Linked DNA regions of Homo sapiens: region 2 is linked to region 1. The links are chromatin contacts, found by Hi-C or POLR2A ChIA-PET in ENCODE. All regions are on one chromosome and are shown on one strand. The core of a region is the stretch at or near the end of the contact, and the rest is flanking DNA. Distances in the headings are between cores, read along the strand shown. Region 1 holds the start of LINC01132 (long intergenic non-protein coding RNA 1132). Region 2 overlaps ARID4B (AT-rich interaction domain 4B).

Region 1 (4,840 bases), core at 1,623-4,122:
GTAATCACTCTGTCAACCCACGATTCTGGGAGGGGAGTATGAAATGTGTGGTTTGTCTATTGCATGAAGATATTTGGATCCCCCAAATCTAGGTGTGTCTGGAAGAAAGCTGCCCTCTCCCAGAGGAAAGCTGGGGGTTAAATCCATAACTGTCAGTGTGTCTGGCAACAAAATAAAAGGAAACCACATTCTCCATGAATGAAGGGAGAAGCAGGAAGGAGGTAGTTTTTTCTTTTTTAAAAACATGAATAAGATCCTCCAATATGTTTGAGATTATTGAGCAAATTCTTTGAAAAGGGCCCTGGGTCACTAACCAACAGATTGTGGATGTAGAAACCACATTCTTCCAACTTCCCTTCCCATCCTGACCCCAGAGATAGCAGGTTGGGTATGCTGGGGGTCTTTGTTTAGTTAACCATTAACAATTCATAAAAGTGCAGATCCCTGCACGATAAGTCCAGTCCTTGGAATGTTATTAGAAAATCCTATTTCTAGTCTGTTATGAAACAGAGGTTTTGATGTGCTGCCAGGTTTATGGGGAACTCTGGAAACAACACTTGCTTCTCTGAGAAGCTGAGGCTGGGTGGGTGTTACATAAAGCTTTCCTAGCAACTTAGCTTTATCACAGAATGGGAGGCTGCAGTGGAAAATATCAGACGAGTTAATGCAAAACCTGAGCCAACCCACTATCCCCATTTGCTCTAAGGCCAGCCAGCAAATCTGTGGGAGTGATTTTAACCCACGGGGGAGCGGCAGGCCTAGGGCTCCGGTTGACTGCAGATTCAGCCCAAGAATGCTCGGGCAGCTCAGAGCTGAAAGGCACCTTCAGACAGACCTCACGGAAGGCAAAACAGCTCTTCTTGACTCTGAACCAATTGCTGATTGAAATTCACACAAACACACCTTCCTTTTCCTTCTTTGGGTCATTCCCAGTTTCTCCGGGCACTGCAGGAACAAAGGGGAGTAAGGTCACTTCGTCGAATCCCTGCCAAGGGAAATGCGTCTAATGCATGACGGTGTCTCTGAAGTCAATGGATAAGAATCTCATTTCTAAACTCTTGGATCCAAAAGTATGCCTCTTAGGATGGAATCCTTCTGTGGTGTTGGTTGACAGCTTTTTGGGTTTTCTGAAAAGCATGTGTCCAGTCCATTGTTTTTAATCTCCCAGGGCTGGCGTGGGGGTGGAAGGAGCTGGAGGAAGAAACCATGCAAAAATCCATTTGGAAGCTGCAAATCAAAGCTAATAGCCTCTCCTGATCTGCTCACACACGGTGCCCAACCGGTGTTGTAGAGAGGAAGAGGAAAAGATTCCCCAGACATGAGGACAAGTGTAAGGCGAAGGGCTGGAAAGGGGAGGGGAGCTCGTGTCAAGAGGGAGCTGGAACTCAAGTGGGGAGAGGAAAGGCAGTGGGAGAGAAGAGAGCTCCTTCGTGGGCGGCCTCTGCGACATCTGCCCCAGGGGCCTAACGCCTCCCTCTGTGATGTCTCTGCACCCAGGCTCTGTTGCTGCTTCCTCAACCATTATTCTCATTTGGGAAGGGAAAGAGTGGTTTTATAAAACCGGTGTCCACGTGAAGGCAGCCATCCAGTTGGTGGAGAAATTTTCCCCACATAAATTAGATTACTCCAAGTCTAGATGGTTCCTAGCCCCTAGTCCTTCTCGCTGAAGACGGTACAAGGAGGGTGGCAAGGCAGAGGTCTGGAGGGAGAAGAGTAAAAAGCTCCTTGTTTGCGTTAAAACAAACAAACCCCAAGATATGCCAGTTGTTTCAGAAGGTGAATTCCTACTTCAGGTAGTCCTTAAGAGTCACCAGAAATCCAGGAGCGAAACTGCACTGAGATTCCATTAACTGTGAAAAAAAATAACAAAATAAACGGGCCACACAAAAAGAAGAAAACCGGCCTGCCCAACGAGGGCTGCGGAGTGCAGCCAGAGTCCCTTGTACCAGTAGATCATATTGTGTCCATTTAATAATAATAAGAAGGGGCACCCTCCGCGGAGGCTTCACCCAAGGAGTCCTGTCCCACCCGCAGGCTCGGGCGCCCGCCTGCAGACCTCGGACGCCGGCCAGCGTCTTGTCGTGCAAGGCCGTCCACAGCCAGCATGGCCTTAATGAGCCCATTTCAATTGAAATGAGATCAATACTACTCATTTTTCTCTTGCTGGCTCCCGAGTGATTCATGAATCTGAAAACTAGTTCATGAATCAGAGCAGGGTGGGGTGGAGGGGCTGGGGCGGAGGCAGGCAGGGGAACATTTGTGCAGTCGGCAAACCTCGATTCCTTTAATGAACCTAGCCATGAGTTGCATAACGCTGGCCTGCCTGCTAGTTTAAAACAGTCTTTTCGGAAGCAGCTTTCAGCTTGACTTATTCACCTATTTTCCTCCTGGAAAGGGGAAGAATGACACTGGGTACTGATTGTGTGTCTGTCTGTCTCAGGGAATACTTTTTTGCTCTTCGTGTGTGGAACCGTAGGGGCTTCCCTGGACAAGAACGTGTGTCCATGTGTGTGTGCATACATGTATAATGGTCTTTGTGTGCACATCCTCTGTGTGTGTGTGTGTGTGTGTGTGTGTGTGTGTGTGTGTATGAGTGAGCAATGTGTGACCGGCCTCGGGCCCTTTAAACCTGAACAGGAGCCAAGTTCATTTCTCAGCGGAGCTTCATAAGGAAGCACGAGCTGGGGCAGTTGGAAACCACATCCCTGTGAGTGCTGATTACAGCCTACTAAGGAAAATGAGATTTTTATCTCACAGGAATTCAGTTATAAAAATAAAATACAGCGTCTGGCTTGATTCAGCTAAATGTACAAGCACTAGGGTGTTTTTAATTTAACAGAGAAGCTGGACAAGAAGAATGACCTAAAACATTGCATTTAAAGAAAGTCAGAGGCGAGGGGGAGGCTACAGGAAGTGAGTGGGAGTAGAGATGTGTGTGTGAGAGAGAGAGAGAGAGAGAAATGGAGGGAGAGGGAGGGAGGAAGGGAGGAGGGAGGTGGAGAGAGAGAGAAAAAAACCACCCTGCTGGCAAATGAATGCAGCAGGGATGATGTCATTGGAACAGTTGGAGGAGAGAGGAGAAAAACAACTCGGAGCTGTGCTAATCCTGTTTGCTGCCCTGAAGGGAATGGAAGGCGGCCAAGGCAGGGAGTTCTGGGAAACCATATAAGGGTGCCAAACAAGCATTGCCGCCAACATTAGGAACTGACAGCTTTGTTCTTTGTAACTTGGCTGCCCGCCAGAGGCCTCATTTCAGCTCTGCGGCATGATTACCCTGGACGGCCGCCAGCCCCGCGCTGAGAGCTCCTTTTCTTCTCTCCGAGCTTTTTTTTTTTTTCCTCTTTCCCTCTGCCAAACATGCAGCAGTTACCATGGCAGTGGAAAGTAAAGTTTTAAAAAAACACAACAAAGTAGAGAGGCACGCCTTTATCCAGATGTGCCACATGAGCAGATAGAAAAGGCAGTTCACCTATTCATCGGGGCCTTTGACTGCAGAAGAAAACACTGGGGCACTGGCTGTCAAGTTCGGGAGGGAGGTGACTCCAGGATAAACAGAGCAGCGAGCAGCCCTGGCTGCAGACAGAGAGGGGCTGGCTCCCAGGCCCTATTTTCCTTCCCTCTCTCTCTCCCTTCCTGGGGCATTGTGGAGTGCGTAATGTGAAACGGAAAATGTCATGATTTCCACTGGGAACGTGTCCACGGTTTTGAGAAAGCTCCAGAAACTCAGGTCCATAAAGCACTGAGGGGAGGAGGAAGGGAGGGAGGAGAATGGGCGGTCACAGTGCCCTCTGGTCACCAAGGTGAACCCAGCGAGCAGGAGCCAGTACGTGGCTGTGGCCCAAGCCTCTGCCTGCTGCTGGAGCATGGCCAGGCCGTCGTCGTAGGGTTGCAGGCTGTTCGGGGGTCCTGGGTCCCACGGAGCCCTGGGACCTGAGGGACAGGGATGTTCCCTTTTCCCCCTTGGAGGTGTAGCCAGTAGTTTGGCTTTACAGGGGGACTCTGTGAAGAGTCCAGTTCCCTATTTTTAATCAGGTTCATTTTTCACCTGCTTAGAAAGTGGAACATCTCCTGAAAGGTGACAAGTCGTGATCAAAGGCAAGTCTCCAGGCAGAGAGTTGGCAGGTTTCCGAAGCAAAGGTTACTTAGAAGTGGAGGCTCCACTGCCAGCTTCCCCCCGCTGCAAAATCTGACACTCCTCACCCTCAGGGTTCAGCAAGATTCTCGGAAAGGCCTTTTCTGATTCTAGGAGGTGCTGCAGCAGGAGCTGACTCGGCCATTTCCTGGCCTCTTTAGTTGGAAGATGACAGAAAGGCGGAAGCAGGGACTGCTATTGTGAGGCCCATGGCAGCCTTCCTGTAAAACAAATTGGCAAATTGTCACCTTCAGATGGACCACAGCTGGCCCTCTGAACAGCCCTCCTTGGCCTTTCCAGAGTGTACATGATTGTGTCCCATGTCCAGGGAGAGGACAGAGCCACCAGGAGGGTCAAGGTCGTGGAGGGAAACATGGGTGAGTAAGAGATGGACCCCAGAAATCCCTCCTCATGCTCCTCCCTGCTGTTATCACAGGCCTTGGCTGCCTTTCTCAGGAGGCATTCCCAGCTCAGAGTTGGGTATGCACTAAGTTAAAGCAAAGAGGGCCCTACTGGAGTGAGGGCAAGGGGACTTGGTTGACCTCCTTTGGGGATGTTGCGAAGCAGACCCATTCCCGCCCTTGCTGGCTGGAATGCCCAGTCCTTCCCTGCCTCCCCGGGCCCCACACACCCTGGCTGACACCTGTGCTGAGGACATGGCCGAGGAGAGCTGAAAGGAGCAGAGGAGGGGAGAAACGTGTACCAGTT
Region 2 (4,367 bases), core at 588-3,087, 550 kb after region 1:
ACAGTGGCTCACACCTGTAATCCCAGCACTTTGGGAGGCCAAGGCAGGTGGATCACCTGAGCTCAAGAGTTCAAGACCACTCTGGGCAACATGGTGAAATACAAAAAAGCTACTAAAATACAAAAAAAAAAAATTAGCTGGGCGTGGTGGTGGCTTGGGAGGCTACTTGGGAGGTTGAGGCAGAGAGAATCACTTGAGCCCGGGAGGTGGAGGTTGCAGTGAGCTGAGATTACACCACTGCACTCCAGCCTGGGTGACAGTGAGACTCCGACTCAAAAATAATAAATAAATAAATAAAAATAAAAGTAATTGCAAAACCACAATTACTTTTGCACCAACCTAATAGTTCTCTGCTATCCAGATGTACAAATGACCCAGAAAATGTTTATATTAAATCTTTTTAGCTCTCTGTATGAAATGAAATGGAAGAAACTCAAGATAAAACAATAATAAAGTATATACCTTTTGAATTTAGTGTCATTTGCATGTATTACTTGATAAAAATAATCAATTAAAAATGTAATTTTTTATTCTACACAGAGAACTTGCAAACTAGGCCAAAGAGAATTTCGGAGAAGTCCAGTTTGATATACACTCACATAGAGGTAAAAGGATATAGAAGAATAAGGCCATAATTTGTGTAAAGAATATCTCAACTCAGCTATGGCTACGATCTGCAACCTATTAGTTGACTGATTTTTACTCCCTGATTCTCAGTTTCTCCACTTCTAAAAAGAGGGTAAATAATACCTTCTGCCTTAAAAACACTCTATATATAAATGTTAAGTCTGCTGCAGACTTATCTTTGAATTATGATTATCATGTGCTAAATCAAATGCATACTAAAAACAGGCACAATGGTAAGAGTAGGAAAATCCAACACTAGGCCTAATTTTGTGTGTGTGTGTGTGTGTGTGTGTGTGTGCACGCGCGCAGACCGCTCTGCCTATTCAATGACTATGCACATATGAGGGACCCAACAAATCATATTTTAATAAGTAAAATAAGGACAAACTATCTTACAGATGACCAAATTTTTACGACAAAGAAGCCCACACAGCTTTACAAAGACTAAGTCACTAACATGACAAGTATCAATTACAAGTTATTTCTCTTAACAAAGAGATATGTTCTGGCAATATGCTTTGCCAACAAGTAATTCATTAGACTGCTAGCCACCTGATCCAAACTGGGCCGATCGGTTTTACTCTGCTATGAAGTTAAAGCTAGGTTAACCAATTAGCCGGTAGAGAAAGGATGTGATGCAGCCTATGGTAGCCATTTTCTGGCATGCACAGGGAGAAGTAGAGAAAACCAGTCTGCTGAGAGGAAGTAAGAAATAAAACAGATGCAGAGGGGGAAAAAGTGCACATAAGAAACTGTGGGTTCTCTGAGTGACTGAGAGAATAGCTAGCCTTAGTTCCTGCTAGCTTTCCAACTGCCTCCTCAAGCCAAACTGGAGTTCCCCTCTTTGGGTACCATGAGATGCTCTGTACCCTTATAATAGATTCTCTTTTCTGCTTTTCATCACCTGAAATGGGTTCTATTACCCATAACCAAAATAGCTTTAATTAAACCCATCAGATGCCTATTATCAAAATAGAAATAATATCAAATACAGTTACAATTCCACAAACATTAATTGAGCACCCACAATGCCCTGGGATATTCAGAACTTAGATCACATCTAGACAAATATTAAACCAATTCCAGTTTACATTTTTAAGCTAAACTGTCAAAATATACAAAAATCCTGGGCTGGGCACAGTGGCTCACGCCTGTAATCCCAACACGCTGGAAGGCCAAGGTGGGAGGACTGCTTGAGCCCAGGAGTTCAAGACCAGCCGGGACAACACGGCAAAACCTCATCTCTACAAAATATCAAAAACTTAGCCAGGCGTGGTAGCACACACCTGTGGCTCCTAGCTAGTGAGGGGGCTGAGGCAGAAGGATCACTTGAGCCTGGGGAGTAGAGGCTGCAGCAAGCTGTGATCACACCATTGCACTCCAGCCTAGGTGACAGACAGAGACTTTCAAAAAAAGAAAAAAAATCTTGACCAGTAAGAAATAATGAAATGTGAACATACGAAGCAAAAAAAAAAAAAAAAAGATTTTTTTTTTGAAAAGCTATTTGAGGTCATCAGATCATTATTATAACATTAGTAGCATTAGCAAACTAACGCTAATTAGTAGCATTAGCAAACATTAGTAAGATATAACCTCTGGCTATCAATTTTTAAAAATCAGCTTTTAAGCCCTTACCAGATGCGTCTGGCCCTACAATCTTATTAAAAATATATTTACACTTTTTAAAAAACAATAGTTTACATCTTCAACAGACTCTTACATTTCTACTCATATTTTTCAAAGTTATAAACTTCTTATCAAATAAAAAGAAAAAATAAAGCAAGAATACTAATTGTCATGGTGGTGCACATCTGTAGTCCTAGCTACTTGTGAGGCTGAGGCAGTAGGATTGCTTGAGCCCAGAAGTTCAAGGCTGTATTGAGCTATGATCACACCACTGCACTCCAGTCTGGGAGACACAGCAAGACCCTGTCTCTTTAAAAAAGGAAAGAAAGAAATTACAAGTTATTTCTCTTAAAAAAGAGATGTTGGCCAGGCGCGGTGGCTCATGCCTATAATCCCAGCACTTTGGGAGGCCGAAGCAGGGGGGATCACCTGAAGTCAGGAGTTTGAGACCAGCCTGGCCAACATGGTGAAACCTCATCTCTACTAAAAATACAAAAAATTAGCTGGGAGTGGTAGCGGGTGCCTGTAATCCCAGCTACTCGGGAGGCTGAGGCAGGAGAATCGCTTGAACCCGGGAGGTGGAGATTGCAGTGAGTCGAGATTGTGCACTGCAATCAAGCCTAGGTGATGGAGCAAAACACCATCTCCGAAAAAAAAAAAAAAAAGATATGTTCTGGCAATATGCTTTTGCCAAGAAAAACCCTGAGCAACAAAGGAAGACATGGCTCTATAAAAAATAAAAAAATTATCTGGGCTCAGTGGCACACGCCTATGGTCCCAACCATTCAGGGGGCTGAGGTGAGAAGATCACTTGAGCTCAGGAGGCCAAAGGTGCAACAAGACATGATCGTGCCACTGCACTTCAGTTTGGGTGGCAGAGAGAGACTCTCTCTCTAAAATTTAAAAAAGATTTTAGAGGCTGGGTGCAGTGTAATCCCAGCACTATGGGAGGCTGAGAAGGGTAGATCACCTGAGGTCAGAAGTTCAAGACCAGCCTGACCAACATAGTGAAACCCGGTCTCTACTAAAAATACAAAATTAGCCTGGCATGGTGGCGCACGCCTGTAATCCCAGCTACTCGGGAGGCTGAGGCAGGAGAATGGCGTGAACCCGGGAGGCGGAGCTTGCAGTGAGCCGAGATCCCGCCACTGCACTCCAGCCTGGGCGACAGCGAGACTCCGTCTCAAAAAAAAAAAAAAATAATAATAATAATGTAAATGAGACCATTTTTAATGCCTTATATTGTGTGTGTGTGTGTGTGTGTGTGTGTGTGTGTGTGTGTGTGTGTGTTTCATTGGTTTTGTTTTACATTTTTCTCCTGATGACCTTGCCCAGCATCTTTCAGGATTTTAATGGTGGCACTAAATGGCTTTTCTTGGCCATTCCTTCCATACTACCTCACACTAAATGGAGATTCTATTAGTTGCTGAGGATATCTATTCCAACTATTCACTTAGGACCATAAGAAACAATTTCAAGATGAGTGTAAGGAAACATATTTAAGTCAAAACTCTATCAAAATGCTATTTCCTGACTCTCCATATGCACCTACTCTTACTGGTAGGTCACAGTGGTATTCTTTTGAGTCACCAGTAATTAATGGTTAAGTCAGAGCCAAAATCAGATTTTAAAACCTGAGTATTATTCCCCTATCCCACTGCACAGCTATTTAAGTAAATGTACACACACAAAGTATCATTAGCAAAGGCAAGTAGAAAGGGCCATGCTACATACAGGGGTATGTAACAGGCCTTCCAGGATACTCGGTCTTGCCTTCTTTCAATGGCCTCTCAGAACTAAACAGACTCAATTTCAAAGCATTCAATAGAATAGTTTATATTAGATTATCATCAGACCTGGAGTTTTAAAAAACTATACCAATCAAATAAGTTACTAGGTTACTTATCTACCTAGGGATCTCAATGCACATGCAAACATTTTCAGAATTTCATTATCAAACATGCCCTCCTACCTAAATGTGTTAACCATGCCCACCTAGCCTCCGTTCTGCTGGAATTTTCTGATCCCCACTGAGATCATGAAAAACATTTCATGGCATCCCCTCCTATAAGCATTCCCAGTGGGACAGAAAAGCCAATAAATCCCTTAAAATA

Evidence for each region. Hi-C counts contacts between places; a loop is a spot of excess contacts on that map. ChIA-PET counts read pairs that join two places held with the same protein, here RNA polymerase II (POLR2A). Pooled maps may share reads with other maps.
Region 2: a pooled map shows a loop between it and region 1 (3-fold over the local background). The contact joins the enhancer-like site here to the promoter of LINC01132 in region 1. A Hi-C loop is called at or near these places in 1 of 50 pooled maps. POLR2A ChIA-PET finds 5 or more read pairs at or near these places in 3 of 52 experiments (Panc1, WTC11 and activated naive CD4-positive, alpha-beta T cell).

What each region holds. Positions count from the first base shown.
Region 1 is chr1:234,721,170-234,726,009 of GRCh38, forward strand. LINC01132 (long intergenic non-protein coding RNA 1132) reads left to right here and starts at 2,873. Exons shown (of 3, transcript NR_038856.1): 1 at 2,873-2,913; 2 at 4,054-4,509. RefSeq lists enhancers at 2,090-2,652, 3,217-3,779, 3,780-4,343.
Region 2 is chr1:235,274,099-235,278,465 of GRCh38, forward strand. The region is part of intron 2 of ARID4B (AT-rich interaction domain 4B); the gene reads right to left. Among named protein-coding and RNA genes, the nearest start is that of ARID4B, 52 kb to the right of the region's middle. Within about 2 kb of position 1,838, at least 7 of the 41 ENCODE cell types and tissues checked have a DNase peak (open chromatin) inside an H3K27ac peak, as active enhancers do.